Linked DNA regions of Mus musculus: region 1 is linked to region 2. Evidence: chromatin loops called from intact Hi-C (ENCODE). Cell type or tissue: heart. All regions are shown on one strand.

Region 1 (2,500 bases), 96 kb before region 2:
CATCTGGGAGAGTTCAGAGTGATCCTGACCTTGTGAGGAGAGGGGGGAGGGGAAGGGAGCAGAAACCAGGTCCAGCTACCAGTAGGCCAAAGGTACAAAAGGGGCAGGTAGCCAGGACGGTTGCTTATAAAGGGAGGGGCAGTCCAGTCCCGTGGGCTGGGAGACAGGGTGTGCCAGTCATACCCTTGTAACAGCGACTGAGGGATGCTGGGAGAACCTGTTGACTGTCAGGTCCACTTTGATATATTAAGCAGGCGCCTCAGCCGTTTGTCCGGGGTTAATTTTCCTTCCCCTCCTTTGTCACCCACTCAGTCCCCTTACACTGTGCTTGCTGTCATCTTCCTGCTCAGCCACATCCAGCGGGAGGACAGCCTAAGTCCCAAGGCAGGGAGCTTTGTACCCTTCTAATGTAGCAAAGGGTTTGCTACAGTGGAACAACTTTATTCTTAGGGGAACTTGGTATCCAAGGAGTGTAGCTGTGTTCAGAAAATAGTAGTAAAACTGTCTGCAGGCTTTTACTAATGGCCATACTCAGCCTGTCTGAAGAGGCACAGACAGAACAAGGCTGCCTCCAGCGGGGCATCGGCAGCAAGAAAGTCAGGCCTCAGAACCAACTGTAGGGGCCAGGGAAGAGGACCCTGGAGAAGGCTGTCCACTCCACCTTTAACAAGTTATTTACTTTGAAAGAAACACACAGGGAGAGGGAAGTGGTGGGGGAGGGAGGAGGCCTGGTGAGACATCTCTGTGGAATGTGTCTCTGGCAGGACATCTGGTCCTGCCTTGGCCCCTCCTCCCTCCTCCTGCAGTCACAGAGTCATGCGGGCCAAGCTCCTATGATTTTGCTGAGCAAAGAGAGGGGGCAAAGTTACCACCCCATGCACCCATGGAAAGCAGTAAGCAGGCATCTAGCAGGGAAGTGGGTAAAAGAGGAGGAGACAGGGCCAGAGCGAGAGAACCTGAAAAGCAACATGCATGCCCCACGCTCGTGCGCACACAAGCCAGCTTAGCCCTGCATTGAAAAGTTCTGCTGGATTCCTAGAGACAACAGGAAGAGCCTACCCAAAAGCCCACCACAGGCTCTCTGCTGGGATCCAAGCACCCATTACTGCTCCTAAACTGGGAAAAGTAGCGGCCTCTAGTGGCCAGTAAGCCATCTGCAGATCTGTAGTGGGACAGAATCTTAGGCCCTTGATCCAGACTGCCCCAGGTTTGAAGCTCACTCCACAGCCCATGAGGACCACATCTTCCTCCCATCCCTAAATGCCGCTCCTCTTCCCACACCACATCTGGCCTCACATTGCTCGGATGGTGGGGTCCCCATGAACATAACGAAGAGCATGTTTATGTCAAAACCAACTTTAATAAAAAATAAATTACTTCTGGGGTGGGCATCATTTTCAGTGTGAAGTGGCGACTGGGGCTAGGATGTCTTATGCTGACGTTTCTCTTTTTCACCCTCGACACAAGTGGTCCCTGCCCTGGAGAGGTGTGGTCCTTCCCCAGTAAGGTAGGGTAGCAGTGGCTGATCCCTGCCCCTGCTAATGAGGGAGGTAGGAATACAGAGACTAGATAAGGCAGGGATGGGAACAACAGGGTAATTTAGAAGATGTGGAGACGAGGATTGGGGCACAGACCTGGAACTTCTGGGGGACACACACTATGTAGCTCAGATTAGTGTGGAAATATAACCTTGCTCTCTCCCCCTTTCTCCCCAGCCCAGAAAAGCATGAGGGATACAGGCACCGCCCACTTCCTATTCTTTCTCAAGCTGCTTTTGTGGAAGTGATAAACATACACAGGACAGACCCCCAGGCAGGTCAGGTACACTTCTTGAGCTATCACACTGTAGGTCTCTCACCCTGGAGGATCCCTCTGGCAAGGCTGAGACCAGGTGAAAAGCCAGAGGGTACAGAGCGGGCTAGTCAGTGGGTGGCACAAGAAAACCACGAAGGCAGGGTCTCTGGGACCCGTTTCAAGCCGGTTCCAGCTGGGACTGCTCCAGGACATGGGCACAAGAGCGGCAGCAGGTAGTTGTGTAGTAGGGGTAGACGCAGAGCCGGGCCTGTACCACCAGGGGGCAGTGTGGAGAGCTGTCCTTGCATTGGTCATCTGAGGACAGAGGTCAATGGCACAAGACTGGACTGACATCATCCCCTCTGGGAGCGTGGTACCCAATCCCACCAGCTCTTCTCATATCTGCCCATAGTCCAACTCCATCCCCTCTACTGGGGTGGGTGGGACGCTCTTTACCTGGTCGCTGGTTGCAGGGTTGGCTGTTGCAGGGCCGCTTCCTGGAAGGTCTCAGGTGAGGAGGGCATCGGGAGCTGAGAGTCTGGTTGCCACTCAGGCACTGGACTTCCCTCGTCTGCATGCCTCCCTGGCAGGATCGAGAACACTGGGGAGACCACAGCCATCTGATCAGATGTCTAACGTTCTCAGGGCTGCTCCCCAGGCCACCCACTTCCTCTCTGAGAGACTGTGGTAGAACATTCTCCAGGAA
Region 2 (2,500 bases):
CAATATTTTGTGCCATAAAAAAGAAAAAATACAGTGCACTCATGTAAATAAAATAAATCTTTAAAAAAAGAAAAAGGAAAACGAAAAAACAGTAACATCCCACTGCAGCATAGGCTAGCCTGTAACTGGGGATCTAGTCTTCTAAGAATTGGGATTACTGGAAACATCAATTCTTAATTGCTAGTTCCAACAGAGAAGGGTTTCAGAAGGTCACTGGATCTTCTATTTAGTTCTGTAAAATAAAACTCTCTTTGAATGACTACTGAAGAAGCAATAGTAATAGACTGTCCCAGAACAGTTCAGGAACAGAAAGTAATAGCTATTTATATGCTCTACTCATAAGGACAGGGTTCCTTACCTTATCGCTGCTGATATTCTAGCATAGATACATTTTTTTGTGGTTGGAGACTATTCTATGCATTATAAGATATTCAACGACATTTCTCTGACATTGACCCATTAGTGCTTAGGAGTTTCTGTCCCAGTTGAAACAAACAAAAGTATCTCTAGTTATTACTAAGTGTCACCTAGAAGTCCCTGGCTTTAGCAACGATACAGATCTGGTATTTACAATTAACTGCATCATTATACTGAGATGTTTAAGAAGGTTGTGTAGGAATCTGGAAAATAAGAATTGAAAGATCAAGTGATTCATGAAAAACTGAGGCAGTTGTATATACAAGACAACTGAGAAAGCAAAAAATAGAAGTTTAAATGAGGCAGAGACTACAAACAGAAGGGAGAAAACAAGATATATAGGTTATGTTTGATATAGGTTATAATATTAAAACTCAACACACACACTACCCTGCACTAAGAGCTAGGGTTAATGTAAGCTACAGTTGTGCCCTGCCGTAGGATGGAATATTATTAGCAAACCAACAAGTCTGGCTTCTAGTCTCAGTTCATCACACATCAGACGAACGCATTACCTTAACCAACCACATCACCTCATGAGCTTGGTCTCCTTACCTGAATGGGAGGGTGTTACTAGATAATATTTAGAGTCTGTTTTAGTGTTGACATTTTCAATTCTATAACTGCTACCTCATAAATGATAAGTATAAAGACAGTAATGAATTAACTGTATTGTACATTTCATGACTTTGGATTCCTCTGAGTTAGAATTCAAGGTTACCCTGGAGACAAACATTCACAATTCAAGTCCCTCTGGCACATGTCAGTTTACCTTGGAGTGCAGGGGCTGACTGTGTCTGGGTTTTAGAAAGAGCAGAGAGAATGCTCTCTGGGGTGATCTCCACCTTTGACAGGATATTTGCCAGAGGGTTGTGAGATGGTGTTGTGGCAGGTGCAGGTGTTTTCAGGCCACTGCTGAGGTTGCTGGGACTGGTAGGAATTCCTGGAGAAGGTCTTGATGCAGAACTGACCCCTGGTGGCAGAAAGATGAACTCAAGAAAATGCAATACTCAATTCATGACACTTTCCAGTCAATGAAAGATTGTTTAATAGTAATTCTGGTTGACTGATCCACAAACAGTGCCCATTTTGACACATACAAAGAAAAACATCTGAAAATATGAACTGTTGTTTCTGTTTGGAATATTCTTAAAACAAACAAGCACTATGTTATTTTCATGCACATTCCTTGGTTTTCAGAGCGGCAATCTGTTTCTGCACCCACGCTGCTCAGCGAATGCAGCAGGACGACAGGATCAGAGGCACTACCAATGCAGAGCACCTTCACTGCATGTCTATGGGAGTGGCAAGGGTTTTCCTCTTACACAGCCTTTAAGGTGACATTATACAAATAAATTCCTTTACACTGTTACACTTCAAAGCACAGTAAAAAGGTAAACGCAGACGCAAGAAAAACATTTGGTTTCTTAAAATGTGACCAAACCACTATGAACAGATGTTTTACAAATAAATATAAGTGAACAAATGAAAAAAAAAACTTTAATTAAAATATTATCTTTTCAAGATTGAACGTGACAATGGAAAAGGTTAGGAACAATTAAATTTCCAAACACTAGGTATATAAAATAGTATACTCTTAGATAACAATTTAAAAAGCTACATGCTGTCTTTTGGTTTTGTGTTTTTTAAACAGGGACTCACAATATACCCCAGGCTGGCCTTCAATTCTTACTCTTCCTGCTTGGCTTCCTCAGGGCTCAGGTTACAGGTGGTAGCACATCTAGTTCACATGCCCCCAAATACTACCCTGGGCAGGGTGCAGATGAGATACAATGCTTCTGTCTGTCCTTCTGCACCTGCGTGTGCAGTACAGTCCTCCTGTCACTATTATCATTGCTAGTGTGTGGATGATGTGGGTTAGAGGAGAATTTTGAGGAGTCACATCTCTCCTGCCACCTGTACATGGATCCTGGAGATTCAATGTAGGTCTCATCAGGTTTGCATGGCAAGGACTTCAGTATTCTTTATAAAATGAAAAGCTGAAAACATAGTAATGTCTAATAACAAGAATTACCATATACTACAATAGCCATTAAAGTTGATGCACATGACTTTTCTTGTG

The links. Peaks named below come from ENCODE experiments on the same cell type or tissue, not always from the same donor. Only the 100,000 strongest peaks of a DNase experiment are listed, where the experiment ranks them.
Region 1: it touches region 2 in a loop (2.3-fold over the local background); 5 of 42 quality-filtered maps call a loop at or near these places.

The regions. Positions count from the first base shown.
Region 1 is chr3:95,674,861-95,677,360 of GRCm38, forward strand. Adamtsl4 (ADAMTS-like 4) reads right to left here. Exons shown (of 18, transcript NM_144899.3): 17 at 2,251-2,395; 18 at 1,341-2,109. The coding sequence ends at 1,973. Gm52627 (a long non-coding RNA gene) reads left to right here. Exons shown (of 2, transcript XR_003954671.1): 2 at 1-1,382. Among named protein-coding and RNA genes, the nearest start is that of Gm52627, 3.9 kb to the left of the region's middle. In heart, CTCF peaks have their summits at 1,135 (motif pointing left) and 2,065 (motif pointing right); DNase peaks (open chromatin) are centred at 161, 731 and 2,141; H3K4me3 peaks cover 1,246 bases; H3K27ac peaks cover 2,500 bases.
Region 2 is chr3:95,770,807-95,773,306 of GRCm38, forward strand. It overlaps Rprd2 (regulation of nuclear pre-mRNA domain containing 2), which reads right to left. Exons shown (of 11, transcript NM_001368178.1): 10 at 1,190-1,390. Among named protein-coding and RNA genes, the nearest start is that of Tars2, 17 kb to the left of the region's middle. In heart, a CTCF peak has its summit at 1,404 (motif pointing left); no DNase peak of the experiment used is centred here.